Linked DNA regions of Mus musculus: regions 1 and 3 are each linked to region 2. Evidence: chromatin loops called from intact Hi-C (ENCODE). Cell type or tissue: left cerebral cortex. All regions are shown on one strand. Links, peaks and the distances in the headings refer to the core of each region. The heading gives the core; the rest is flanking DNA.

Evidence for each region. Peaks named below come from ENCODE experiments on the same cell type or tissue, not always from the same donor. Only the 100,000 strongest peaks of a DNase experiment are listed, where the experiment ranks them.
Region 1: it touches region 2 in a loop (4-fold over the local background); 6 of 42 quality-filtered maps call a loop at or near these places.
Region 3: a loop joins it to region 2, with 5 times the contacts of the local background. A loop is called at or near these places in 2 of 42 quality-filtered maps.

Annotation. Positions count from the first base shown.
Region 1 is chr10:20,718,841-20,730,079 of GRCm38, reverse strand. It overlaps a transcript of Pde7b not described here. Among named protein-coding and RNA genes, the nearest start is that of Gm33510, 110 kb to the left of the region's middle. In left cerebral cortex, for the core only: a CTCF peak has its summit at 5,054; DNase peaks (open chromatin) are centred at 5,005, 5,403, 6,448, 6,925 and 2 more places; H3K4me3 peaks cover 2,920 bases; H3K27ac peaks cover 3,093 bases.
Region 2 is chr10:20,669,110-20,677,109 of GRCm38, reverse strand. It overlaps a transcript of Pde7b not described here. Among named protein-coding and RNA genes, the nearest start is that of Pde7b, 120 kb to the right of the region's middle. In left cerebral cortex, for the core only: a CTCF peak has its summit at 6,383 (motif pointing left); DNase peaks (open chromatin) are centred at 3,888, 4,220, 7,393, 7,863 and 2 more places; H3K27ac peaks cover 2,459 bases.
Region 3 is chr10:20,813,520-20,824,999 of GRCm38, reverse strand. It overlaps Gm33510 (a long non-coding RNA gene), which reads left to right. Exons shown (of 3, transcript XR_380150.1): 2 at 925-1,053; 3 at 4,901-5,079. Among named protein-coding and RNA genes, the nearest start is that of Gm33510, 20 kb to the left of the region's middle. In left cerebral cortex, for the core only: no CTCF peak of the experiment used is centred there; DNase peaks (open chromatin) are centred at 4,994, 5,623 and 6,215; H3K27ac peaks cover 335 bases.

The sequences.
Region 1 (11,239 bases), core at 3,240-11,239, 50 kb before region 2:
CCAGCCTTTGGACTAGAACCCACACCTGTTCCTACTTCACTGTTATTATCCATTCCTATCTCCATTTTCTACCCTTCTATCCAAATGATGTTGTGTTTGCCTCTAGAAGAAGCAAGATTCATCGTCACCTAAGTGCCAGCATCTTTGTAAGGACTGGCATCTCAGCAAGGATTGTTTCTGCATCTCTAGCACCCTTTGCTTCTACTGAAGCATCTTCTGCTCACCTCAAGCATGCTCTCTTCTTTACATCTGCTTGTGGTTCCTTCCGACTTTACATCAGATGTGACTCTACTGAAAAAGACACCACTCTTAAGACAAGAGTCTGGTGCTGGTTTCTTGTCACTGAGCCGTGGTCCCAGGATTTTCCCCATGGCATTGTCCACTACTTGGTAACAAAATTGCAAGTCTTCATTCACCCCAAGATTATATTGCTAATAAGAACACAGCAATTTCAAAGCCCTTCTTGGAAACCTTCAATAATCATGGTTCCTGGTGGTTAACAGTCAAACTCCATTTTTATCTTTTATCATTTCACTGGACTGCCATGTGGAGGCATAGCACATTTTTCCTTTCCTACATCTTATATTTCTATCATTCTGAACCTACCAGCCAGTCTCTGAACATAATCTGTGTCTTCCTGCTTAAGGACAAAGGGACCCTCACAGGTTGCACAGTTCTTCCCATGGGGGCATACTCTTTCTTTTCCCTGAATTTCTGTTGTTGTTGTTTTTTCCTTTCAGGGAACTTGTGGCCTCTTACTGCTATCATCAAGACATGTCTGTTAAACCTGGTGCCAAGGAGAGGACCTTCCCAGACAGAGATCAAATTCCCTCTGTCTGTACTCCCAAAGGCGTGCTGGGTATATACTACTGGATCCTTCTACAAATACATCCAAAAAAAAAAAAGTTTCATGAATGCATTTCACATCTGTAAACGATCTGAGAAATTCATCATCTTAGAGTACAGCAGGAGGAGAATTGTGTTTTTAAATATTTCAATGGAGAAAATACACAGCTGAATTATAACGGAAGGAAAGTGAGAGTGGTCATTTCTCTGAGTCACGGGCTATGGGCTATTTAAGAAAGGGATTAAGAAAGGAAATGAAAAGGCTAAAAATAAGGTCACTCCCTTTAGATTATTTTTACAAATGATAAATTGCAAAAGATGTGGTCATTTCAAATGCTGTACTCCAAAAATATTCTAAAGTGTGTGTTAAATAGTGGTGCCTGCAGAACAATCCTGTCATAGTTTAATTCCAGTGACCTTAACCTTTACATTACTGTGGTGTTGGGAGTCAGATAGAAACCAACATCGTCATTAGTATTGATGCAGATATACTGTTATATGGACCCTCACATTTCTCTCAGTTATAAGTGTCAGGGAGAAGAGAATGGATGGCCAAGTTTAGGAACCATGATCAGGTATGTTGAAATCATTAAGCTTTTCCAATTAAAATGTGACAGACAATGTAGATAGCCAGCATTGACGACCTAAGACAAAAATAGAGAACTGACTGACCACCGTAACTGACTACATGATCTTGCCTGGGGTGCCGTAGGAAGGTACCATGTACTCTCTGATTTACACAACATAAGCCAATAACCTCACAGCTCTGCAGACTGGAACTCAGTGGAAGGGGCCAATGGAGTTAGTGTCTGGAAGAAACTCCCAAACTGGCAGACAGCAGCCCCCATTCTACCCTCATGACAGAGAAGGTCAAGACAGAGGGACCTCCATCCTCTTAAAGGTACCCACAGATTTCTCAGCTTTGGGCCCCACTCTTAAAGCTCACTCAGCTTTGGTGGACTTCATAAAAGCTTCTCTATCTTCATTCTCCATCTTTCCTAGGATACCAGATTCACTTTTGTCAAAAATATAAATGAATCTCATTTCCAGGGCTAATTCTCCATTTTTATCCAGCTTTTACTTCACAAAGATGATCATTGAAATACTCCATTAGGCTTCCAAGACACCACCCTCTTCCAGCTTTTCTGGGATCTCCTGCTAGCTTCTTCTCATTCTTTTTTGCCGTTTGTTTGTTTTTGTTTTTGTTTTTGTTTTTGTTTTCTTTCTGATGACTTAACAACAGACTGCCCACATCTTTGTGCTATGAAATCATTCCATCTGCACTCTCATCAACTGCCATGGTTTGATGGATTAAACAATGGTGTACAAACCCACATAGCCCACGGTGCACTCTCAACGCCAGGCTTATCTAGTCAACTGCCTATCTGATACTTCCATGCAGATATCTCACAGGGAAAGATATCATATTAAATCCTTATCCTCACCTGAAAATCTGTACCCCCCACTCTTAATCAATATTAGCTCTGTTTTTCCACTTGATTGAAAAATTTTGAGAAACCATTACTTCCTCTTGGTAAACTCCTTATATGTCTAAACCAATACATTTCCCAATGGGTTGTCTTACCAACTTATTGTCTCTAAGATCACAATCTAACCCTAAGGCAACACTTCTAATCAATCCCACCAAAGCATCCTGGTGCATTATCACCACGATCTTTGACTTGTGTATTACAACAGTTTCTTTGTTAGACTCCTTTCTTCCATATTGACCTTAACATAGCTGCTGGAACGACCATGCTAAAATTAAACCATATCTCATTTAAAGACCCAAGTCAATTACAATAAATGTAATTTATTTAATTCTTACAGCAACTTAGAAAGCCCTCCAAGATCTGCTAGATCCATTGCCATCATCTGTAACTCACCATCCATTCCACTCCTCAAAGCCTTTGTGTTTGTGTCATCCTCTTGTCTGAATGCCATCTGACTTTTGTTCCTTTGTCAACCTTGAGTCTGAACTCTAATATTCCCTCACACTGAGTTCTTGCTAAGATACTTGATAGAGCACAAACCTTTATCTAACTTACTGTCTCCTTATGTTTTTTGACAATATATTACCATCCCATGTCTTATACAACCTCATACTCATTAAGAGGACTTATTTTCTTCACAAGAATCCAAGTTTCATGAAGACAAGACTCCTCATGCAGTCTTTCCTGTATTAGTGAATGGTGACTCTGTTTAAGCCAACCACCTGGGAGCTGTCATGATTCCCTTTCTGTATCTTAGGTCTTCAAGCTACAGAGAGAGAGAGAGAGAGAGAGAGGGGGGGGTATGCACGGCAGTCCTAGAACCTGGATATTTTACCTGCGCATGCGCACGGCTCTTACCCACGTACCCACGTTCAGGCTAAGATGATCTCTCGGCAGTGCAGTGGGACCCTACGCTTTTGCTCACGATCCACAGAAGTCTGTCTGCTATTGAAACCATCTGAGAGGACCGCCCTTCCTGGAAACAAGTTCTACTCTTCCTATTCAGGTCCTTGGCATTCCTCCACGAAGCCATTCCCTCAGTCTCTCTGTTCACTCTCATAAATCACCCATCTCCCTTTCCTAGTCTTTCAGTATGGAGGCATGGACCCGAAATGCACACGTGACCGGCTTCTTGCCCACATTCAGATTTCTACTCCAAGTCTCTTTATCAGAGAGCTTCTCCGACCATCACAGCCAAAATAGCAAAGTGTGAACTCCACGGACAATCACACACGCTGCTCTAGCTTCTGCCGCACTTTATTCTAAAGCCTTTCTTACAACCTGACATCACGTGTTTACTTATCTTTAGGTTGGTTTTGTTTGTTTGTTTTTAAATTTAAAATCTCACTTAGTAGCCCAGGGTGAGCTTGATCCTGCCTCAGCCTCCCAAGTCCTAGGATGACAAATGTGTTCTATCATACAGGATTTTAATTTATTTTTAATCACATCTCTTCACCCTCAAAATGTAAAGTCTGTGTAAGAAAAATACTCTATTTACTATTGCGTCCTCATTGCTAGGATTAGAGTCTTTAATTCCCAGGGTTTCCTAAGATCACGGGTGTAAATAAATAACTAGTTTCTCATTTATATATATATATATACAGAGAGAGAGAGAGAGAGAGAGAGAGAGACTTGGGACTTTCCAATGTTGTGTCTCTCTCAAACATTTTCTTTACCCTATCTAAGGAGACATTTGATTGCATAATCTGAGTCACATACTCCTGTTATAGGTCTGTCATTGCTGTGGGATTAACAGGACAGGACAGGAAACCTAAAAGAGAGAGGAGGAAAAGAAAAATAGGTTTTCCTTATAGAATCAGGGGTGGGAATGGAGTGGGGCGGACTCGGGGGAAGCAGAAACAACAGATGGGAACTGCAGAGATTTTCAAGAGTGGGAAGGAAAATACAGGGATTAGCTGGGGCCCCTGGCAGAGGGACCGTCCCTAAATAGCTGTACCTCAGTACACTCTGGGAGAGGAAGCAGTTAGCTCAGGCAAGCCTGCATGGATGCACTGTGTCTTGCCTCTTAAGTGACTTTTGTGGGGAGTGAGCAGGGATCGCCCTGTTTTAATAATCCTGAGAAGCTGAGGGAAGGAGGGAGAAGCCAGAGCCACGTGGATTTCCTTTTTCCCTGCACCTCCTAAGGTGCTCCAGCCCATTTGCACAGTTCTGTATAGGTTGCTCTAGGGATATGTTAACAATTAGTTTTCTAGTTAAAGATAAAAATCAGTAAGTCAGAAATAAGCAACAAGCTGTCACGTGGCACGTGCACATCAACTCACACACAGCAACATGGGAAGCTTGCTACCATCGCTTGGCTCAGCCTGTCTTGTCTTGTTTTTGTGTTTGTTTGTTTGTTTGTTTTTTTTATCATTTTCAAACACCTAACTCGACAGAATGAAAACTCTTAAACCATTGCTTCGGATTGTAGTAAAATGTTTCCTGGGTTCTCCCGAGAGTGGGGCACCTCAGCTAATCACAGGCGCGCACACACACTCTTCCCATAGTACAGTACTTTAAAATTAATAGCACATGCTGAGGAAAAACTAAACCCTTTGACGTCACTCTCGAAATGAGGAAACATAAACAGAAAAGGCTCCACTCCAGTAAGCTGCTGGCGCAGAAGCCGATTGGTCTCCGGTTTTCCCTGCCTGTGGCAACTGACAGGCTCAGCCAGCCTCCCAGGCCGGCTGCCTGCTCACCCAGCCAGTCGCTAGCTCTGGGCACTGCAGCAGGCTCGGCTCTGTCCCAGCGCTCGCTTGCTTGCTCGCTCGCTCGGCTGGGAGAAAAGTGGTGTCCTCGCCCAGAGAGCCTCTCTCTCCCTTCCTTCTTTCTCGAGCTCTCTGAGTCCTTTGGCGTTTCTTTCTTTCTTTCCTTTTTTTTTTTTTTTTAATATTTTCTTTTTCTTTCTATAAAACTTGCATAATTATACTGCTAATCCTGGATGAGGTTGCTGGATTCTGCAGCACAAATCTTCATGAACAAGCCGCACCGCTCAGAGATTTCACAGCATTCAAAGGTCACAGAACTGCCACTATGGTTAAATGTCTTGTTTAATGGTTGAGGTATGTACAACAAATTTAAGCGGCAAGTTCATTTTACTTGAGAGTTCCGAGTCGCAGGGAGACAGGCGCCAGGGTTTTTGTTTTTATTGAAAATGGACCCGGACCTATATATACGTATATATATGTATTTTTGTCTGTGATTGTTCCTACAGCAACCAGCTTTTGAATTTCCTTCCTTTTTCTAAGCAAACTGACTAAGCGTTGTGCCCTGAATTAACTCTTCGAGGGCAACAGGGTTTAGCAGGAGAGTGGGCATTCTCTGAACTTTGAGCCCTCGTAGAAACCCTCCACCCCACCCCACCCCCCACGTCTTTAAATGAGTGCAGTATTTCTTCTCCATTATAAATTTTAGAATTGGGTCATTTTTCAGTTCTGGTAGGACGGGGCAGGAAAATGTTGGTGAAGGGTTGTGAACCACTGGAGGAGAAAATCAGGTTGATTTGTTGATTTGCTTTCTCTTGGGTTTGTTGGTTGGTCGGGAGCAGACCTCAAAATGAGGAAAGTAGAGCTGACAACACAAGGGAACAGCTGGCAGTGAGAGAGAACAGAGGCGATGGGTAGAGGGCTGGGGGGGGGGGGTGAGAAAAATCTGCTTTATTATCTTGCTGCATTTTATAAAAAGTCTATTTTCAATCTCAAAGTTAACAGGAGAGATGTAGATTTGAGTTATGTGGGCAATGATGTAAGTCTTACTGTTTACAAAGGAAAAGAAAAGTTTATCATCACTGCAAGATTAAGTAATTATCTTTTCCTGAAGGGTTTGAAAGCAGAGTCAGATATTTAATTAGGGACTTAAGTGATGGAGTCTGGGGACTAATTAATCATCCAAAAATTCAGCTCTTCGTGTGCTCTGGCCAGAGAGCATTGCAAGAGAGGAAACAAGGCAGGCACATATACCCATGCACAGTAAACTGCCTAGCTCACTAGCTGCTGCAGAAGGCACAGCTGAACACAGAGCTAAGGGTTTCAGCCACGCATTATTCTGTGTCTAAGGGGACCTTGCTGGGAACCTTCCCTGTCTGACAGTCAATTTTTATAAAAGCAATTCAAATAGCACACAGTTACCATAGGCTTCCTTATCTGAGAGTTATGCAATAACAGATGAGACAGAATTATTCGAAACCATTCCCCCCTGCTCCACAGTTTCTAACTTGTTCTCCTTAAAGTTTCTATTCTCAACACTGAGAACTAGAAATCTGTGAAACTGGGTCAGTATCAGTAGCCCTGAGAACACAGGCATAAACGCTGCATTCTCAAGGGTTAACAGTTAACTGCCTAGTGTACCTAGCTAAGAACAGCGAAAATATTAGCTGGGAGTTGCAGAGGGTGTGCTGTGAATGGACAATTGCTTTTCCGCAGCGCCTGCTGGGGAACAAGGACTTTGTGTGTCATGAATGCACGACTGCAGCTCCTCCATTTCCTCTGCTTTATCTTTTATTACTGGCTGGGGTAACAAAGAGGTGCCAGTGGAGCTGTCTTGAGTGACATTTGCTCCAGTAAAATGAAGTCCCTTTTTATTGCCAGTAGGAGCTCAAAGTTAACTAGCAACAACTCCCAAATCCAGATTCTCCTGACAAGGCTTTCTACCTGACTCTGAGCTGTCTGATTTCAGAGGCTCCACTCATCTGAGCATGTGCCAACGTCAGGGAAGAGTGTTACAGCAAAATGGTTTGGAGAAACTATTTTTTGAATGAAGCTACTTAGGACAAGGATGGAAAAATCCAAGATGTGTCAGAGACAGGCATCAGTTTAAAGAAAACAATGGCACCAGGACACCTTTTTAACACTGTCCACTGTGTTTGGCACAAAGCCACCCATTGTTGAAACTGAACAAAAACCCTAGCTAAAATGTTTGCCGAGAATTTGCCAAGCATACCTTGTAAGTGACCTAAAATAACTTTAAACCTGGAATTTTTAACTGTTTTGAGAAATGATTTTTGGTGTTAAATTCCAGATGAAAATGTAATCTAGAAGCTGTCAATGATCAAGACGAGGGCATCCCGATGTCAGATGGTGTTGTTCTCAGCCAAAAGAAGGGTGTAACACGCAAAACTAAACTGGTCAAGCTGCATCCAAGTGGGAATGTATCACCTGGAAACACCTCTGTCCAGTAACCATTCTTCCAGGGTCTAATTTGCTGTTTGCCAACAAGGGAAGCAGCTTGTTGACTCACGTGGCATAGTGTTAGAAGGAATTTATTAGGCAAGAAGCCAATCCAGCTCACGTCTACAAGTCCTTCATTACATTAAAGACAACTGTCACATTTAAGCATCAGAGAGGATTTGTGAACATCTAGTTAAGAGCTGTTTGATGTAGTTTATCTCACAATCCAGAGGTTCCATACAACGTAGGAAGGAGCACTCCAACTACATGAACCGTCCCAAGAATTCACCATGCTGCAGTTCACATAGATCAGTGGGGTCTTGAGTCAGGTAGAAGTGTTTCTTAGCAGGTACAGCTCCCTGAGAAAACAAAATGTTGGCATTTGAAGATTTACCTGGTCCCTCACACTGTAGTGAAGCCATTCCCATAATTGCTCCGTGATGGTAGCGCCCTCATTTCCTTAACATTTGCACTCCAGGAGCACAGCTTTCTCCCACAGGAGTGTCCTGGACGCTCAGCACCTTCACTCATGACATGGTGCCTACTCGGTTCCTTAGTAGACTTGAAAGTGCTTGATATTGAGATGTGAGGAGAAGAAAGAAAAGAAACTGTAGGGACCCAAAGTGACTAATGTCTATATACCAGGCATGTTTAGAAATTTAGCAAGAAGAAAATGTGTCAGTGTTCTAATGTTAAGTCAAAGCATTTAAATTCCCACCCCAAGGATTATTTAACCATTTGAACAGGTTAGCTTTTAATTAAGAGAGTGAACAGAAGAGAGTAGCGGATAGGACCCTCTGGTCCAGGACTCACACCCTCATTTAGGCAGCATCCAGCTGGTCGACACCAAGCCACTCAGTCACCCTTGACTCTAGTGTTTTCATCTGTACTACAAACTGTTGCATTAGATTATTTCTAACATTCCTTTAGGACAAACATTTTTATAGTGTTTTTACTTTCAGCCAGAGGCTTGCTGTTATTTGTAAATGTGAAAAGTGATAAACTTTTATTCAAAAAAAAATATCACAAATGATCCACTGCTGCTGTTCATGCTTCCAGCGTGTCAAACAAACCTGAAGAAAACACAAAGACAGGTTGGGGTTGGAAAGATGGCCCAGTGGATAAAGTACTTGTTGAGCAAGCATGAGGTTCCGAGTTCAGATCCTCCACACACACGTCAGAGATGAGCATGACAACATGTGTCTATAACCACAGCACCCGAGGGACAGAAACAGGAGGATGATGGGAGCTCAGCAGCTGGCCAGCGTAGCCCAAAAGGTGAGCTCAGGCTTCATAAAAGGACTCTGTCTCATTAAAAAACAAAACAAAAAACAAACAAAAACCATAACACAGAAAGAAATAAACAAAAACAGAGTCTTAGGGAAAAACACTAGACTTCAAACTCTGGTCGTGCATAAGCACATACACCCACACACCCACATCTGCACAGAGTATACCTTAGGCACACCCACATCTACACACAGTATACCATAGGCACACCCACACACCCACATCTGCACAGAGTATACCTTAGGCACACGCACACACCCACATCTGCACACAGTATACAATAGGCACACGCACACACCCACATCTGCACACAGTATACCTTAGGCACACGCACACACCCACATCTGCACACAGTATACAATAGGCACACGCACACACCCACATCTGCACACAGTATACCATAGTCACACTTACACAGGCACACACAAAGTTTGGAAGGGAGGTGTAAAAAGAAAAACTATGCAGAAGAGGCAGCTGAATGCAAGTTAGACTGCAAGAAGTGAGTGTGTGTCCATATTGTCTCCTAACATGGTCAGGTGAAGAGATCGTTATTCTTTCGTGGTGGTGATCTTAAAAAAAACTAGCACATTGAGGCGTGCCTGGGCTTTGCCATAAATTGACTTGCTTTATTCGCCAGCCTAAGATGGAGACTAAAACTCAAGCATGGGGTTTTCTTCACCGTTCCTTGAGGTACAGGAAGAAACCTTTGGAGAAGTTAAAAGCAGGCCCAGATCCCAGCAGCCACTTGACAGGAATGGGGAGGGTTGGCAACCATGATGTAATGTGCTGTCTATGCTATGGGATGCCCTTAGCATCTGGGAGCTTCTAACAGTGTCTCCAGTGACTTCCTGGGTCACTTGTGTGAGAGTGTGGGGGTAAACTTTTTAAGTCCTAGAGACCTTGGTTTCCTTGTCGTTAACGCTCGTTGGTGCCTTTGTGCTCCATTCTGCTATTTATGCTGACAAGGCTCATACTGAGCCATTCCCACCTCTCCTGTCCCCTCTCCTTGCCACCCCTCTTTATGCCTTAGCACCAGATCCTTATTTAAGTTTATATAATTCTTCCTCTAAGATAATCACATTACCAGGAAAAGCCAAAGCAATCACAAGCCATGGGTTTGGAGAATTTCACCCAGAAAGACTGTGGCTCCCCTGGGAAAGTTTTCTCTCTTCGCCATATTTATCTCCTGTGAAGTGGTATCCCTCTGCTGGAGCATTTCCTGAGACAGCAAAGGGGCGTGGTTTGTGTTTGGGGCAGATGGGACAGGCATCTTTCTCATAAACGCCAGTCGTTCTTCAGTTTCTTCATTAATTTCCTCGGCATTGCTCACACTCCAGTTCTGATTTCTTTAGAGAACAACTGAAAACATTCAGTGTCTACTGCGAGGCATGAGCCCTGGTGCAGGCATGCTGCCTCATCCTACTGGTTGACTTCAATGTAGTTCAATGATCTTAAACCAGACACTGCTCCATCCTGTGTGGCCAGGACAGCTGGCGTCTCTGCCAAGTAAAGGTTTACAATTAACAGCTGAAGCATGGAGGATGAACAGATTTGTTATTTCAGATAAACCTAGAAACAGCTTGCCAGCACACAGAAGTCTATTAAGCACAGGTAATTCTTAATAATATTCTGTAAATATCTCAATATGTTAAAAACAACAACAACAAAAACCAAAAACCAAAAACCAAAAAAACAAAGAAACAAAAAACCTAAATCCTATGAACAACACTATCTGGACAACATTGAGCTTTGTGAGCAGTACAGAGTGTGAGAATGATAACTGAAGCCGAGAACCCAGTCCTTTTGTGGAGTGCAAGAGGCCTCTTCCCTCCCTCCCTGTGCTCCTCCCCTTCCTCTTCACATTGTTTCCCCTCTCCTCCCCTCCTTTCCCCTCTGTCCTTCCCTCTCCCCCTCCCCTCCCCTCTCGCTGTCATCTGTAAGGGGAAGATGAACAAAAGGAAGAGTCACACAAAGGCTTTGATGGTTTTCAGTACATAAAATTCAGATTAATGTTTGCTGTAATTTTCTCCTTTCTAGTAACTGCTGGGCCCATTTAAGGGGCACCTAAGAGTTGGGACTCTGGATCGTCCCTCTGGCCATGGCTGGTTAGGGATGAGGAACGTGTTTCTATGGACCCAGGTATAGATACGGGAGGTGATTATAAGCTTTAGCTGGTCAAATCTTGGTTTCTACAGATAATATTGATCAATAGTTCTCATACCTTTCAGCTCTATAAATCTTAGTAAAAAAAATACAATTATTTTTTCATTTTCATATAAAAATCAGAAACTAACTGAACCCAGCAGTAAATGAATTATTATTTTATATCAAGGTAATTAAATACCATTGTTATTTAAGAGAATGAAGTAGACCTACACACAAAAGATCTGTAGGGATTTTTCAGATAAATAAAACAGAAAAGCAACTACATTTGTTGCTACT
Region 2 (8,000 bases), core at 1-8,000:
GTTTTGTAGGCGAATTCAGAATGCTATGGAGGTGTGAGTGGGAGGGTGAGTTGAGCTAGCATACACAAGTCTCAATTCACATAAAACTATTTGAAAGCTATTGATTGGCTTAGTCATTGAGTTTCTGACAGAAGAGAAAAGGTCCCCCTTGGACACTAAAGAGAAAGTCTAAGTCATTGGTCACTAGAATTAGTCTAGCCTGTATCCCCTTAAGCTAGCAGTTCTCAACCTGTGGTTCCCAAATCCTTTGGAGGTCACATCAGATATCCTTCATATCAGATATTTACATTACTATTCATAATAGCAGCAAAACTACGGTCATGAAGTAGCAACAAAATAATTTTATGGTTGGGGGTTATCATAACATGAGGAACTGTTTTCAAGCCTTGGGAGGGTTGAGAACCACTGACCTAAGCATTTTGTTAGGCCTGGAGCCTTGGGACTCACACGCACAGCTGTTAATAATTACTGAACACCTGTCTTGTCTGACCAGGTCAAGCTTCAGATATAAAGTGCTCAAAATTAATCTACACCACTGTTTATTGGGTGTTTACTATGTGTCTCAGAAATATGTTAAGTATTTTAGTATATATTTACCACAATCCACAAAATATCTTCTATGATTCAAGTCTAGTGTGTATTTTACCTTCCTCTACTTTTTATTGTACATATATGTCTGTGTGTATATATATATATATGTGTGTGTGTGTGTATAGGTATATATGTATGTATGTATGTATATATGTGTGTGTATATGTGTATATGTGTGTGTATACATGTATATGTGTGTATGTATATATATGTGTGTGTATATAGGTGTGTAAGTATATATGTGTGTGTATAGGTGTGTATGTATATATATGTGTGTATGTATATAGGTGTGTGTGTGTGTGTATGTATATGTGTGTACATGTATGTGTGTGTGTATTTTCTTCATCTGTAATATGAAAAAGTCTACACCAGAACATTTTGCTAGCACAAACACTCCTCTTTTTTAATTCTTAAAAATTAATTTCTTGGGTCTGATAAACATGTTTAGTTAAAATAAATATGGGCATTTTCATTTAGACAGGATCTCACTACATAGCTGGCTGGCCAAGAACTCACTATATAGACCAGACTGACCTCAAACTCACAGAGCTCTGCCTGCCTCTGTCTCACAAGTACTGAAATGAAAGTCATGTACCACCATGCCCAGCCTATATATAGAAGTATTTTCACACACACTCACACTCACACACACACACACACACACACACACACACACACACACAAGATTGACTCCCTTATTCTGCAATACTTTTCTAAATCCTCGCACATGGGCTAGCTTGCCATACCCCCTATTTCCAATTGACTGACCTCAGACATTCTTAGTTATTTTAGGACTGATGGCTTATAATTTCTCCCTACCCATGTTAATAGTTAGGCTTGATTGATGAAACCTCTTTTCTTCTCAATAGCTAAATCTTTGACACATAGGTCTAAATGGCACTTGCCTTTCTAAACAGCCTTTTATTTCTGAGGTCGTATGATGACAGATTGTACAGCTTTGATGGCCAGAGCCAGGAAAGAAACGCCTTGGACTCCTATCAACAGGAGTGCCAGGAATTTGGCCATCACAGATATTTATGAGAGGAATTGAAGTAGCAGCCACTCCCAGACTCTTTCAGCTGGCAGGCATCCGAGGGGTGACATTTTTCAATGATGGCTTCTCTTTAAGAAGCAGCAGAATGAAGCCAGGCAGAAAAGCAAAACCTTTGAGTACATGGCTTCTCCATGGCTTCAACTGTATGCATCTGGTTAAAGAATATGCACGAATCAATACCAAGGTGAATAATATGTCTATACACTTCCCTATGTAGTGAGATGAGAGGCCGTTGGGGTTGACAACCTAGAATATGTGATATGTGATTCATTTTTTTTGGTAGGAGAAATAACAGTCATACATCTTTATTAAATGGATCTTCAGAATTTGAATTTGAAAACGCTCTCTGTAGCTGATTGCTTACAACCTGATTCAAAGTCTATGTGGGCTATGACTACTTGTTGCTTGGAATGTGAATCCCTGCACACACATGTGTGTTAACATAGAAATCATCGGACAGCCTTATGGACTGCTCCTCAGGGACCATCTGCCTTTTAATTTTAAAATAATATTTGAGACAGGGTCTCTTGCTGGACTGAAACTAGCCAATGAGGCAAGCCAGGCTGGCTGGCTGGCCAGCAGGCTCCAGAGATCTGCCTACCTCTGCTTCTCTGAGCACTGGAATTCCAAGAGTGCACTTTTTAAACACGGGTTCAAGAAATTGAAGTCAGGCCCTCTAGCTTGCAAGGTAAGCACTTTACCAACTGAGCATCTCCCAGGCTCCAAAATAGACTTTTAATATAGACTTTTTCAATGATTGAGTTAATGAGTGGGGACCAGATCTTTATAAGAATAAATCTAGATGGTGAAGTGCAGTTGAGGCACTGCCTTCTTCTTATCCCCCAAGCAGGGCCCTTGGAGAGCAAAACACTTAGAATTAAGGAAGTTCCTGGTACAAGTACCTTAATCTATGGCACTATCTAGGGGCAGCATTTTGTGATCCCCAACTGTCTCCAGGTTTTCTTCAATGTCAACAGACTCTGCCTAGCTTGTTTCCACGACTATTAGTGACGTGCAGTAGACAAGCTACTGGCTCTCATGAATACGCACTTTGGCTCCTAGAGTCTGTATAATGAAGACAAGTGTACAGGAATACCACTGCCCATCATGAACTCTACAAGGGTCTAGAAAACAGAATGTGAGGGGTTCACTCCAGCTGCAGGCCTTTGGTGGCCTTACGAATGATTCTGGAACCCTCTAAGTTTCAGTTTCCATATCCAAATAGGAATTTCCACTTACACATTGTATGTTCACCATTTCAGACATGGAGAATATCCCTCCCTGGCTGAGCTCCGAGAAAATTCATCGCAGGAGCACAGTGCTCAGATAGGTGTTTGGCTATAAACAGGAGAGCTGTTTGTGAGACTTTTCTCCCCACTGTTGTTTGAGATTAAAAGACTGCCTTTTTTCCAGTATGTTCAGCTTTCAAAAGACACACTGGAGGAAGTCAGCCAATTTCTGCCCACACAACTTCCAAGTGACGTCAATGGCAGCAGAGCTCACAGGTCTCTAAGCAAGTTTTGGCTCTCTATGTGAGGATTTTTTTCCCTTTCTTTCTTTTTTAAAAGAACAACTGCAAAAATGATTGCTCTCAACTCAAATTACACAATTTGTTCTTTTTTGTCCCCTGAGTCAGCAGACCTCGTGTGGAAAATAAGGCAAGCTCCCTTTCGTACACGGCGAGTGAAATGGGACAGGTCTATGAAAATAGAACATTTGAGATGATTGAAGGAATCTTCAAGTAACATTGTTGGTGTTTGTTGTTGTTGTTGTTGTTGTTGTTGTTGTTGTTTGATTTGGTTCTTTGAGACAGGGTTTCTCTGTGTAATAGCCCTGGCTATTCTATATCCTGTTCTGGATGCACTTTGTAGACCAGGCTGGCCTTGAACTCACAGAAATCTGCCTGCCTCTGTCTCTGCCTCCTAAGTTCTAGGATCCAGACAGATACCTAGATAATATAACTGTTACTTGAACCCTAAATTTTTTATCACATCTGTAATCTGTGTATCTTGGGCACAGCATGTGTTGAATATATTTTAGAGGACTTCTCTAACAAGAAAAGGTAACTCATATTTGGTTCCCAGCTCTTCTTTCCTGATAAAGTCAAACAAAATAAAGACTCTAAGGACAGTAGCTTAGGCACATGGCTCTCAACATTGGAAAGGCATGCATCGGCTCAGTCCACATAGCAACTCTCTGAGGCGCTGTTGGTAGAACTCTGCTGACTAGGAATGTGAGAATCAGAAGATAAAACTGCTCAAAAGCTGGTCAAGCAGCACTTGGTCCTCAACCTGGCTTCAATTTCTACCAAGGTGGCTTGTTCGTATCCAAACAGTGTTTAGCTGGGGCTGGAAAGCTGACTCAGCAGGAGTAGGGACCTCTCTTATAAAGGACCCAACTTTGATTTCCAGTACCCATATCAGACAGCTCACAACTACCTGTAACTCCAGCTCCAAGGGATCTGACACCTTCTTCTGACTTCCATGGGCGCCTACACTCACGGACACAAACCCACACACGAGCCAACACATAGACACCTAATTCTGTGCATCTTCTTTTAAAAGAAATGTGCTTATTGATGCCTGATTGCTGTGAGTTTTAAGTAAGGGCTGTTACTTGGCAATCTGAAGCATTGATGTACAAAGCAGCGTTCAGCTCCATCTGCTCCTCCTGACAGACATGGAGTTAAAGGACTCCTGCCCATTCCATCCTTGCAAGAGCTGTCTGAGCGCAGTCTCTATCAGTGCGATGTTACTGAGAAAAACAAGTGGTTGTCACTTGCCTAAGATCACACGACCGCAGAACGCTTCAACTCTACGGCCTGCGTTTCCTGCTCAGTGCATTTTTCCTCTGCAGCACACTTCCTCCAGGAACATAATGCAAAGAAACACAATATAGCATTGTAGGACAGGGGCATGGAAAAATGCCTCTGATATTTAGGAATCTCTCAGTATATTTTAGGGATGATGTCAATCCAAAGGAATTTTGAGTCTTTGGAATTTCCACTGTAGTCTGCACGACCCAAACTGATCTAGAAATGCTGTAAACGACAGCATCTATTTTGATTAAAATAGAATCAAAATACTGAGTTCCTGTTAAAAGTGATTGTAAGGGAATTTCGTATATAAAGACTGATATGCTTAGAAGAATTGGGGGATGGAGTTTAATGGCATCGCTGGGCTTGAGTGGTCATGGAAATTAAAAACGAGTATACTGAAAAGTGTTCTTAGGAGAATTATTACACAAACATTAAAAGGTAAGATACATGAGAAGTACGTCAGAAAACAACTTGTAATTTCCCAAAGCAAAACATAAAACAAATTATAAATTAATTATTATGATTCCCTTTTGTATTTCAATAAAACATATTTTATAAAAAAATATTAGCAACTAAATAAGAGGTCCTCAGGATTAAATTGTTCTGCTCCTGGGTTTGTTCATATCACACCAAATGTCTTATTTATATTTAAATACCACATGGTATGGGCAGGAATTCTCTGTTTAAACTGGACTTTTTCGAGGTTGTTGAGGCCAGACTATTTGCTTTGTCAAAAATTCAATGATTGCCAAGTAGAACAAGCAGCCGGCCCTGTGATAAGTCAGAACGTGGGGATGTATCCACCCAGAAATAAAGCAGATGCTGCCAGGACACCCCCTCGGAGTCCATCAGGGGCTGAATCTGTTTATGTCACCTCCTGACAAACACAGAATTAAATAACGTAAAGTCAAGGTGGCAGTGGCCTAGAAATTCCATCTCTGCAGCATGGACCTCACATTACTCATGGACTTGCTCTCAAAAATTGCATTCCTGAAAATCTAGACATTCTTATAAGCAATAAATAGCTTTGATTCACTTTCTTCCTGTGTGAACGGACACTCTGATAAGAAATGGGTCCCAATGCTGTGACCCTTTAATACAGTTCCTCATGTTGTGGCGATCCCCTGCCAACCATATACTTATTTTCATTGCTACTTAACTTAATTTCTCTACTGTTATGAATTACAATGTAAATATCTGGTATGCAGGATATCTGATATGCGACCCCAGTGAAAGGGTTACTCGACCCCAAAAGGGGTCTTGACCCACAGGTTGAGAACCACTGAAATAACATTCCTAACCAACTTCCTTGTAAAAGATCCTAAACCATCTCAAGATCTCCTAATAACACATTAGTCCTATTAAACTTTATCAAATACTATATATAAAGTCATCTAGAAGTGTACAGGGGCATGGTATTATTTTCTATCATGATGTCAACAAAAATGTTAATGCATTTCTGTACTTCTTTGTATTTTGTAGTACATACAGAGATCTCCAAAGAGTCTATGTAGGTCAGAGACCATGTTCCTAGCCTTCTGTATAAGTAAAAATATACACCTCACTGCTACATGTTAACCACAAAGGGATAATTTACCCGTTGTGTATGTTAGTTTTGCTTGTTTTCTGTCACTATAACAAAACACCAGAGACAATCAGTTTATATAGAGAAAAGGTTGGCCCATGGGATTTTAGTTTCCAGTTCACAGTACAGGAGATCCGTTGAGTTTAGTCTTCCAGAGGGGATAGGGAAAGCAACAAATGAAGCGCTCGTGCCATAGGAACCTGCTTACCACATCTGCTGGAAGCAAGGCAGAAAAGGAGGGTTAGGTTGCCACCGCCCATTCAGAAACTTATTCCCAACCACTGAAGGACCGCCCAGAAGACCCTGCCTCCCCAAAGCACAAAGTACACATGAACAGCGCCATCTACAGGAAACAACCCTTTCTTGCATGGACCTTTAGGGAAACAGTCTCCGTGAGAAACATTTGCTGTGCATAGAAAGCATTTGTTCTTTGGAAAGCTGAGCGGGAACACATTTAGAATTTCTAGAAGTCATATTTAGGACTGGTTCATGGGCAAATAAGTTGTGTGATACACAGGTACCACACACACAGAGACAGACACAGACACAGACACACACACACACACACACACACACACACACACACACACACACACACAAACACGCCCGTGCGCGGTACGCTCCCATGCCAGATTGTTAAGCACCATTTCCCGCTCTGCCGTCCCCATCATGAATGCGATATTTTTTGGACAAGAGGCCTAAGGTTTTTATTTTCTATACTAAGAACTGACAATTATGTAGTTACATTGGCATGTTAATGTAGCAAAGACAAAAATGCAAATTAAAATATGAAATTTCAAACTAACCAAAGTGCTTCTAACATAGTTGAGAATTTTTACTTCCAAGGAAGATATTCCACTTAGTAAATATACCTGGATTTGATTTGATTTTTGGTAAATAAGTAAATAAATAAATAAGATACAATGCTTTAGAATGATCCAGTTTTCTAAGGAGTATGTGATAGATAGTCATGATTATACATGTACATATATTTGGGGCTTGGACGATGAATATTTAAGATACATAATTAGTTATACAGAAAATAAATGACAAAAGAGAAGTTTATCCGCTTGTACAACCTTTGCCCGTAGTTATAGCTAAAAACTTAAAAACATTCCATTGATTTCTTCCCACTCTAATCATTACACCGTTCCTTCTCTGTCAAAAAATTTATATTTATTCATTGTTGTGTTCTTACAGTCTGTAAAAATACTATACATGTACAGATCTGGGCCTGATCCTAGCCGGAAGGCAGCTCCAAAGCCTGGGGCTGGATGCATTTGTACAATCTGAGCTCCACTAGTCTTGCCTGCTTCTCTTTCTTTCTCTGTGTGGGTGCAAGGGCACAAGGGAGTGGGCCAACATGACGCTGAACGCACTACGCAAAAGCCAGCATGAATCCCAGGCCTTTTCGCCAACAGAAAGGATCGATTGTGTGTCTAGCAGCTGGAATGTACGCAGGTCACTTTTGGAGTGGCGTTAGCAGGCCTCGTTCTACTGGTTTGCTCTAGAAAAGGCAGAGGGGTGAGAATTTTTCTGCCCTGTGCTTGAGCGGCCCTCCACTTATCCTCCTCTTCAATTGTTAAAAAAATAAAAAATAATAATATTCATACATTCAGAACGCTTCAGCCCTGTTTTCCTAGTTGGAAGCTGTTGTTTCAAAGGTATATGCGTCCTTTCCTGGCTGCGTGGAAGTCTGCAGTTCAGAATAACATGAGCTGGGACACCTAGCAAAACAGGCCATGGGAGACTTACAGACTATGTTAGCCAGAAGCCACAGGCAGTACCAAGCCCAGCCCAGCGAGGAACTTGCAATAGATAGCTTGTAAAGGTGGGGTGCAGCGCGAAGGTGGATCACATGCCTGGGGTGTCTGAGAACTCTATCCCCAGCACCAAAACAGCAGTCACTGTATAGAACTTCTTGAATAAATCAGTACTCAGGAGAAAATGAC
Region 3 (11,480 bases), core at 1,879-9,878, 150 kb before region 2:
CTAGCTGCCTGGAAGCCAGCATTCTGCTTCATCTTTAGATGAAGATGTAGAGCTTTCAGCTCCTCCTGCACCATGCTTGCCTAGATGCTACCCTGCTGCCATTTAGATGGTAATGGACTGAACCTCTGAACTTGTAAGCCAGCTCCAATTAAATGTTGTCCTTGCCTTGGTCATGGTGTCTGTTCACAGCCGTAAAACCCTAACTAAAACTAAAATAATTCTGACCCTCAAGCTATTTGTAAAATTTAGTAGGTTGGCTAGCACGAAAACTAATCATTGAAGTCACTGTTTAAGTCTGTAATATGAACCAGACACGAAGGAGCACTTTATTCATGTTCTCACACTTCCAGTGGCAATTATTCCTATTTAACAACAGAACAAGTTTTTAGCTCGCCTGGAGTCTTACTATTAGTTAAGGGCAAACTTATCCTAATTTCAGTATCTGGGATTCTCTCGGAGTCCAAGTCTTCTAATGGTACCATGACTATATGCATTAAGTCTGGTTTGGGCATATTCAATAAAATTAGTTCATTTATTATTTCACTTTATTTCTCGAATAAATCTTTAGAATGGTGCCTATACATCTTTCCTTTTTCTAGTTAATGATGAGACTTTGGAGTTGTGAGATGATCTTACGCAGGAATTTTATATCTGATTGACTCATTATCCCTTAGCTGGCATATTCTTTGATATTTGCATCTTTCAATTATAGGAATAAAATGAAGAAAATATGAGATGGAAGAAAGAAGACATTTTGAGGGAGGTGTTACATGGCAGCCGGGGAGAACAGTAGTTTGTACTTGTTCTCTCTGCTCTTCTGAAGTCACCAGAGTAACCACGTATATGTTGAGTATTTACAGTAACTCCCTCATCCTTTGAGGGGCTCTTACTATTCAGTAAATACCTGCTCGCTTTCTGTTTCAGAAGTTAAAAAAAAGAATTCTGACAAGTGTCGTGTAAGTCACGTTGGAGGATATGCCCTATGATTGAAAAGGATGTTCTTCTGGGCATGAGCTATGGTGGAGCATGCATCATCATACAGATCACATATATGTATGTATTTGTTCATTATATATGTAATGTAACTACATCTAATAGACAAATATGATCAACTATCTGTGGAACTGGTAACAGTTCTGTGACAGAGATGAATAAAGCTAGTATTCAGACTGAAGCTTCTCTGTAGGATATAGGCAGTACTGATTCCTTTTCTTACCTTCTTGTCAATGTCCGGTCTAGCAGTGGAACGTCATTCTTGTTAACCAAATTCTTTTGTTATTTATAGCTTCAATATATTGAAGAACAGAATACTCCTTCTTCCCAGCCTTCTTCTGTGGCCTGATATAATCCATGGCCGCATTTCTTCTTGAAAGATCTGAGTTATCATTACAAAGCAAAAGTAGAGATTAATAAAGTGTGGAATAATAAAATGTGAAATTTCTTAGCAACATATGCAAATGTTTGTGTAATCACTTCTGAAATTAGCACAACCACTGTTTTCATTTTCTTCCTTAATTATCACATAGGGATGTGAGGATATATGGCCATATTACAGTATGAGGCAGAAGAAGATAGATGCTCTGACAGTATTACTAAGTCATTTAATGGGTGGCCAAAGAAGATAAATATCTTATCTTACTGTGCACTGATTTCCTGCAACAGGAAAGATAAGATAGTCTAAAATTTTTCCACAAGAAAATTTTAACATTTTACAGCTGGACACAATATGGCAATAATCATTTTTAGTATATCATCACTGTGAGAAAGTAGGAAATAAAAGGAGGATCTAGAAACCAGAAAGGTGGTCTGCATTCTGTGTGTGCACACATGACAAGAGTGAAAGTACTGGGCCTGTGAGGAGTTGGAAAGTGTGTCCCTGGATAAAGCTAGACCTCTCCAGACATTGTATTATCAGCCAGGGCAATGGTAGATTGCCAAGAACATGAACAAAGAAGAAGGAGGAGGAGGGAGAAGAGGGGTAGAGGAAGGAGAAGGAGAAGGAGAAGGAGAAGGAGAAGGAGAAGGAGAAGGAGAAGGAGAAAAAGGAGGAGGAGGAGAGCAACAACAATAACAACAACAACTAACAAAGAAAAGCAAGAAACATTTATTTCATGTGTGGTCCAAGGAAAAACTCTTCTCTAAAGCTTTATAACTACAGGCCCATCTTTGTAGGACAGTTTGGAAACTCAAGACGACCTGATGTGGTGCTGAGTTGGGAGTGCCAAGAAATGTCTTAGATGTTTAGTAGAACTAGAAATAAATCTAACTCATTCTTAGTGGCATGCATCTTGCTTGGGCCTTGCTAGACTCATGGAGATAATTTCCAGAAAGCTATGTCCTGGCAATACAAAACCATGTTTTCACAGAGAGATTTGTTCAATGAAGCAAAGTTGGATATAAAGACCAGATACTGCACTTATTACATCCAAAATATAAATGTTCAAAATATTTAAGTTAATGATATAGGGATTTATTCTCATCCTCAAGGAAATATAAGAAGATATGTCTATGTGTGCATACTTATACTTTGAATGTATGCCAACACATATGAGGTAAATAGTATACATATCCACTAGAACTTATATGGATTTTAAAAATTATTGAACTGAATGTCTTACTGGGCAGAATGAAGAGATGTTATACAGAAGAAGAGAAAGAGTTAATAAAATATAATGTAAATTTAAATATATGCTTGCATGGTGGTGCATACTTTCTCTGCTACCCAGGAGCCTGAGGCAGGAATCTTGTTTGCATTGGTGAATTCAGTCTCAGCTTGGGCAACATAAAGTCAGCCTGAGCAAGCGCATTATGAGAAGGGTTTATTGTCCTCCTGGCTATGAAGATAGAGGTCAACGGAATGCGGATGGTCTCTGGAAGCTGAAAAGGCAAATGAGGAGTCTACTCAAAGCCTATGGAAGAAATCCACCTTTTTATTATACCTTGATTTTACTGCAGTGAATTCTATGTAGACAGAAAACTTTAGTTGGCTAAGCTGACTCGTTTGTTATAATTTGTTACAGCAGCAATAAAACGGCAGTGCAGACACCAAGAATGTAGAAAGAGGAAGACACAGAGCTCTAAATCCTGATTATTTTGGAAGGAAAGGAGATACACTGAGTTATTTCCCCTTCTTAAATAGCACACATGTGAAAACACATGGGCAACAACTGAAGGGGCAGATGCAGGGCTCCCAAAATACTAAAGAAAAAAAAAACTAAAACACAAAATCAAAATGTTAAGCACTTTAAGAAACAGGAAGATGAAGATAACAAGCAACAGCAAAAATAAGACCAAAAATTATACAAGGTGGTAGAAATGATTCTATATATTAACAATAATAATATGCTATAAATACATTAAACTTGTAAGTTAAGGGATGGAGACTGTCAAATAGAATCAAAAAACAATGGATAGACTTAAAGTCAAAGAGCATAGAAAAGTTAGAAGATTAGAAAACAACCTTGGAAAATAATAGTACATCATGTGGCTAGTAGAGCTACATGAAAATTCAATCAAGCTCTTAAAGCATTAGTGTTTCAAAGATGACCACTACCTAACAATGACCAGTACAACCTAGGATAGTGGGTCTCAGTCTGTGGGTCATGACCCTTTGGGGGTTCACATATCAGATATCCTACTTATCAGATGGTTTACATTACAATTCACAACAGTAGCCAAATTACAGTTATGAAATTGCAACAAAATAAATTTATGGTTGGGGATTACCACACTCTGAGGAACTATATTAAAGGGTCGTAACATTAGGAAGGCTGAGAACCCCTGACCTAAGAGATACAGGTAACCCTAAGAGATACATGACCATTTCAGACTACCATGCATCTAATAACATTCCCCAAACTCTCCAGACAGTTCCTGACACAAATCCAAGGATAATTCCTAAGGCCAATGCCAGAGTGGGAAGTCTTAGTTCTCTTTAATGCTAAGCAACCTGGAGAGCATACTTACTAAGCTTGCTCCGGAAGAACCCCAAAACAGAGGAATTCCTAAATTCTCAATCACACATTAAAAACGTGGAAAGTGTCATCATTAACATTATGAAACATCGAAATAAACATGAAAGCATGTCGACTTGATTATGTGATTAAATCAAATTGGTAATCAATAATAAGAAAGTAAATCCAGTCATTTGAGCATTAAAACTTTAAAATCTGTAATTATTGAGTTAAGCCGTGATAATGGAGCTTGAGAAATACTTAGCATGCTTTCATAACTTGAGTTTTAAGCATATCAACACAAAGCATTGCGATAATGTCTCAGGTGAGGCAAGAGAAAGACGTAAATATAAGGAGACAAACATATGAATAAAGGTTTTCTTAAAAAAACAGGAAGTAAGCAAGCAACTGTGGGAAGATGAAAGTCTTCCAAAAGAAAAACAATTTAGTGTGTGACAAAGGAAGAGAAAGGAAGACCACACTGATTTTATAGAGCATAAGATACAATGGGCGAAGCTGTCAGGTGAACAAAAGAAGAAAAGAAAAGAAAAAGGGCAAAAATAAATAACATTATGAGTGCGATATAAATATTTATTTTCCCTTTTAGCATGTAATGCAACCCAAACTTACCCTTTAGTAAGGTAATAGTAAAAATGACTGTCTAGAATCATATTTATATTTTTAGTTGAGGGCAAAATTTCCTAGAAAGTCATGTCTTTCAAATAGACGCCACAAGAAATAAAAGACGGAAACGAACCAATCTGAAAGTGTCCTGAGAGAGACTGGCTAGATGCTGGCCAATGGCCCTTCGACTTCAAGGAACCACGCCCATCCCACCATTAGCCCGCAGCTACACCGTATGTATGGTGCTAGGTATGAGGATGACGGACTGCATGCAGATAAGGCACCCCCAAAGAACTCACTACAGTTTGCTTTCATTTGTTTAGGAAGAAGATCTGCACCTTTCCATACATCTTCCAACAGAAAAATCTCATCTAGAAACCTGCTTCTCCCCTGAATCAAAACAACTCAATGTGTACACTCCCACATTCAGGTTAAAAATTCCTTGGACTTCTGCCTGGCTATCTCGAATTTTTGTCTCTGTGTACATTTGAAATAAAATAAAAATATTCATGGAAGAAAGAAACTTGCTGCTTTAATAGAATATCTTACTGACAAATGTGTCCTAACTCAAAAATAATATTCACCTTCCATGTCTAAGCTAAATACCTTTCTTACTTGTTTCCATTACAAATTCTTATTTTGAAATAGATCGAAAATATTGCCTGTTGAGGAAGAATTCAACTTTACTCCCTTTGAATCCTTATTTGTATAATTGTATAACGTTGGCTCTTTATTTTGTTTGCTTTCAAGTGGACTTTTGCCAAAAGCAATAAAATCCTAAACTGACCATTATAAATGTATTCATAGTTTCCTCCTGTGAGTAAAGATAGAGGGGTACTCAGTGCTGCCCTGTGCATCTCTGTTCACCAGGTCTGCAACACCAACAGCATCCACATATTTGAAACCCTGGAGGACATTGGTTTGGTTTTTATTCAAAAATTAACTCTCATGAAACTTTATTTCGCTTCATCTTCATCTTCCTACTTGGATGCTCTTACCCACAGACACACTGGCTTCTTTCATTCGTCAGTGGGAGAATTACACTCTGGCTACAGAGGCGACATCGTGAGTACTTCCTAAGTCATAAGTAGAAAGAAGTGGATTCATTTTAAATTTATTATTCAATAAAATATTATCCCCCATTTGGGACAGATACAGAATTTGTGGCTCATTTGAAATACCAGCCTGTAACCTCATTTTTCTCCAGAGAACAGTACATCCTTCTGAGCTTGACCCTATAAAGCATTTTATTTATTTGCTTTTTAATTCCAGGGTTGATCTTGGTCTTCACACACCCTGGCTGGTTCAGGGTGAGCTGTGGCAGCTTGCCTCCATAGTCTTTGGGGGAGGATGACAAGAAGTGCTTCTCACTTTGAAAAAGATCTTTACAGTCCACAGCAGCCAGCTTAGATTTTGAAAAGTTTTGCCTGGATCTGTGACAGCTGGTGGGTTTGCTCTAGTCGCTCATTCACTCACCTGAGGGGATGGCCCTGCTTTCGTTTCTTCTCAGGGATTGACAGGATCTAATTCCATATACACATTTTCACCATAAATCTTATAATGCTTAAGAATAGAAACAGTGTTCTTAGTGACGTCTTTCTAAGGAGTAGGAAGAATAAGAGCAACGTTAACCTCCTCCAGGTCTATAATAAGGATCCTGAGCACAATATGCTGATGATGTCATTTACACAGGAATAGAAAGGCAGAAACCACAGAGCTGATGGCGTAAGCATGAAGGTTTGTTGAAAGTAGGATATGACTTAGGACTATAAATGGCTCAACTTTATAACTTCAAAGAAAAATTCTCTTACCATGAATCTATTGAAAATCCAAGACACATGTGTTAGATACAATGCATGGGAGAGGAGGCATGTGCTTGCTTTAGTATTTTGTATTATGTATTAAATCTGCTCCCTAACACCGATGCTTAACAAATGTAAAATTGGTAAAGAATAAACAATAAACACTACAGAACTTTTCCAAACCCTTCAGGTAGTCTCATGAACAGTGCAGATAACCTCCTCACACTCCTCATTAATGCCACGGAATATTCTAGACTTCGCCACGTGAGCTCCACCTTACAAGAGAGTATGTGTCTTTCCTTGTCACCATATGCTAATATTTAGGGAACACCCAGTATTGCTCCATGGCTTCAGGAATGAAGCACACCCATGCTCCCGTCTACTTGCCAACACAGTGACTTGATCATCTCTCTTAGTTTGTCTTTCAGCCCCCTAACCTTACCCAATTATTTTTTAAAAAGCTCTGATTTTCCATATGTGGTTAGCCACCACAGTTACAATCTTCTAAAGAAATCTAACATTTTCTTTATTCCTCCCAACAAATTCTCTTCCTGCCTGACTCATTCTCTTCACTTTAATCATTAATTTGTTGTTTCTATTGTTTCAGGTCTTTAACAGACATCTAGTCTTCTACTCTGGCAAATCTCAAACTAGGGCATGAATCAGAATCACTTGTGAAAACATAGGTTGTGAGCCCGACCCTCCAAATCTCCCAGTGAGACTGTCTGAAGCAGAGCCTGCGAATTTATATTTTTGACAAGTTCCAGGAAATTATAACGCTGATAGATGAGAAACCACCCTTTTCAGACCAGTGACCTTATTATCTACAATGCTTATTCCATGAGACAAACACATACTGAAGAATAAGGACTTTGGAACTAGAGACCTGTCTTAGTAAGCTCCCTGTTGCTGTGAAAAAAGACCATGACAAAATCAACTTGAAAGAAAAGTATGCTTTGGCTCACACACTAGCACCATCATGGTGGGGAAATCCTAGAGGCAGGAGAGATTGAAGAGGCAGCTGGTCACATTACAACTCTCAGTCAGAAAGCAGAGGGAGATGAGTTCACACTGTCTCTTTTTCTACTTACACAGTTCATGATCCCACATAGGGAATTGTGCCGCCCACAGTGGACAGATCTTTCCACTATATGCACAATCAAGTCACTAACGCATAAGCATGCCCAGAAGCCAGTGTTCTAGAGGATTCTAGACTGTCAAGTTGACAATTAATACCAACTTTCATAAGACCTAGTCTCAAAGTTTATGTTATATCTTTTTAATTAATTTTTAAATTTTTGAGTAAATTGTTGAGTTAAAAGTAGTATCTTGCTGTTTTGATTGATGTATAACTTTTAGCCTAGCAATAGCAGCATGACAGAATTTTTAAAATATTTATGAGTTTTTTCATTCATGTAAATTGACTGTCAGTCTCATTTTAATTGCTTTGTTCTCAGTAATTTATGAGAATTTTATATATTCTATAAGTCATTTCATTTGTTTTTATATATTACAAATTTATTTAATTAACTGTGCACCCTTGAGTGTATAGTGCCATTTCCACACATTTTAATGAAAGCAAAGTTATATATTTTTAAAATTAAATTGCCATTTATTTCATCACAGAGAAAAACCTCAGACTGTGGTACAGTTTCTTTCCTAGCACTTTGAATTTACGTTTTGATATTACTTAATAGAATACCCACATTATACATAGATTCAACAACATTCCTGATATCTGTGACAGATTTGTGCATCCCCCCACCCACACACAATGACAAAGTATGTTATGATCACAACCTATGATCGTGAGTTGGCATTGAAGATGAAGGACATCTCAGATCAAAGATTTTGAAGTAGTGGAGAGGAATGCCATAGGCTCTATGAAGTATGTGTGACACACAGTAGTAGACCTGCAAGCATCATGAGGCCCTATACCTGATTCTTTGAACAACTATTATTTGAAAAACTATTTGTTAATTTTTCTGGTTAGTTTTTGTCAGCTCGACACAAACTACAGTCACGTTGGAAGACCTCTATTGAAGAATTGCATTTATAAGATTGGCCAGTAAGCATGCCCAAGGGAGCATTTCCTTGTTTACAATTGAAGTGGAGGCCCTGCCCACTGCCAGTGGTGATTGTTTGTTTGTTTGTTTGTTTGTTTGTTTGTTTTGAGCAGGTTGTATAAAGAAACAAGTTGAGCAAACCATGGGGAGCAAGCCAGTAAGGCATTCCTCTGGTGGCCTTTGCTTCAGTTCCCACCTCCAGGGTCCTACCTTGAGCTCCTGCCTTGGACTCCCACAGTGATAGACCATATCATGAAAATATAAACTAAAACAAACCTTTCTCCTCTATCTTGGTCATGTTGGTTAGTGCTTTATCACAGCAACAGGGAAGCAAGGTGGGATCTAAGTCTGCGACATGTTTCTTCTGTGGATTCCAAGCTGGTCTTTAACTCATGGTCCTTCGGCCTTAGCCTGCTGAGGTAATAGGGTTATGCATGTGTGCTACTGCTTCTCTTGTGATTTGCAGGAATATCTGGTTTTTCCTTCCCTTGTGGGCATTTGCTTCGTTTTGTTGTTTTATGAAACAAGTGCTCAGTCACATAACATTTTCTCCATTCTGCCTCTGGGTCCACTCAGCCCTGAATCTTCTACCATGCTTCTCTTCTGTCTTTCCTGGGTGCTGGGACATGGGAATAGAGCCTTGATTAGATTGAACATTGACATTTAGATCTCTTTACTCACAACTTCATACATTGCACACTTTGATCAGAGTACTCTCTGCATCATTTTTCCTTTGAACCCTCTCTCCAAATTCCTTCTTGCAATAAGTTCTCCCCTGTTCTTGTGTGTGTGTGTGTGTGTGTGTGTGTGTGTGTGTGTGTGTTGGCCTAGTGCGTTTAATACAGTTGTTTGCATTACTGTGAGAGGACCAGTTAAGTAGGGGAAACTTAGCAGTGGCCACTTGCCCCAGCAATCATTAGCTCCTTTGGTGGGGGAAGGCAAAGTGGGGGGCCGCCCCTCCAGTACATAATGGAATGCTGGTGGGCTCAGTCTTGGGCAGGTCTGTGCAACGCCCACATCGTATTCAGAAAACAGCCTTTCACAGTACTTCTTCCTAGCCTTTGGCTCTTACATTCTTTCTGTTCCTTCCTCCAAGGTGTTCCCCTGAGCCCTAGAAGGAGTGATGTAGATGTCTTATTTAGGGCTGAGCACTGAACAGTCATTTGTTCTGAGCTCTGTGATCATTATGAATCTCTTCATTGAGAGCAGCCGACTACAATAGGAAACGTCTCTGCTGCAGGCTGAGAGCAGCACTTCTTGGCTGTCCACTGGACTTTCTCAGGTTCCTTCCCTGCCCCTGGTGGCCATCTTTAACGGGTGGTTCTATGTACCCCTTGAGTTTTTCTTTGGATAATCAGACCACAGGATTACTGATATCCTGGCCTGAGGGTAGTCGTTCACTGGTGTAGTCTCAGATCTCCATCCATTTTCAATATATTTTATTCATGCTTTGAAAATTTCATACATGCATGCAGTGTATTTTATCATATTTACCCCTGCCAGTTCCTCCTGGATTCTGCCCCATTCTCTTCCCAAACTTCATGTCCTTTCCATGCCCATTCCCTTGCTCTCTTCCTGTCCCCCTTTCTTCTCACAGCCAAGTCTAGGTTTTGACTTTTATATCCTAATTAACAAGGCCTCCTTAATGCTGAGCTCATGAATATACTTTTTATCACATAGAGAGGAGAATGCTAGAGATTTCTGTGTTTCCATCAGGGACACGGGTACTTAACATAAGGCAGGAAGCAAACAAAAGCTTTTTGGAAAAAATGAAGGATTCTAATCATAGCTTCCACATTCTTAAACACACAAGAGTCAAGTGTCTGTTGTGTGTTGTTCAGATTTGCATCCTGCCACTTTTATGGGACACAACAGTCCCATAGTACTTTGGTTTTCCCTTTTCTCCTATACTTCAGCCAGAGCAGCATTTTACTGTACTCCAGTCTTCTATGTTGGGATCCTTTCTGTTTCTATTTTGTTGACACTCTGCCTGATACTAAGGACCATATTCTCTCTGTGTGTGTCGTGGAACATTGACATTAGCCTTGATTTGCTGCTATTCTCTGTTCTCTTGTCAATACTCATTGATTCTTCTAGTCACTACTACCTCTCTCTCTCTCTCTTTCTCTCTCTCTCTCTCTCTCCCTCTCTCTCTCTGTCTCTCTCTCTCACACACACACACGTACACACACATATGTATATGTATATCAATAGTAAATTGTACCTTTTTTATCTGGATGAAATTATAAAGAATAAAAGTTTTCTAATCTTGGTAGGGATAAAGAGAAAAAAAGTGTTAAACATTACTGACAATAATTTATGGGGGAGAATTTGGCAATATTTGTCAAAGTCCTACACATGCAAATAGTTTTTGGCACATCAGTTTCCATTTTTGTGAATATTTCCTAAGGCTATCTTAGAGGTGTGTGCAATATTACTCACAAAATATAGAATTTTATGAATGTGCAAAAGTGTGAAAGGAAGGGTTCAGAAATGTAAACCATGTTTAGAAATTTTTGATGCAACTACTAATAAGAAGAAAATAATTATTTAATTATATGGGGAAATAACTATAATATCAAAAACTGGACTCAAAGCTAATTTCTGAGCAATACATTATTTTAGAGGAAAATAAGATTAACTAGAAAAATATCAAAATGATAAATGGCAAAATGCTTACAAGGATTTTGTGACATCATTTTTAGTATAAAAGTTCGAAATGTTATCCTTTTATATTTTCCAAGTTCTTAGAGGCATGCATTACATTCATAATTTTTACTCATGGCCAAGACAATTAATTTTAATGTTTCAACTGATCTGTGTGGCTCACCACCTGGCTTCCTCTCCAGCCCTCTCCCTGTATAAGACCTAAGTTTACATTTCCCCATTCTCAGCTTAGTCCTTTCTCCCCAATCTTAGTCATTGTTCTTCCTGGAGCTGACCTAGCCTCTTATATAGTCCTGTTCTGTTGCTATGGAGAGTTCTTGCGCGCGCCGGACTCGACCAGCAAGAACGATGCTGCAACAGGATCCTTC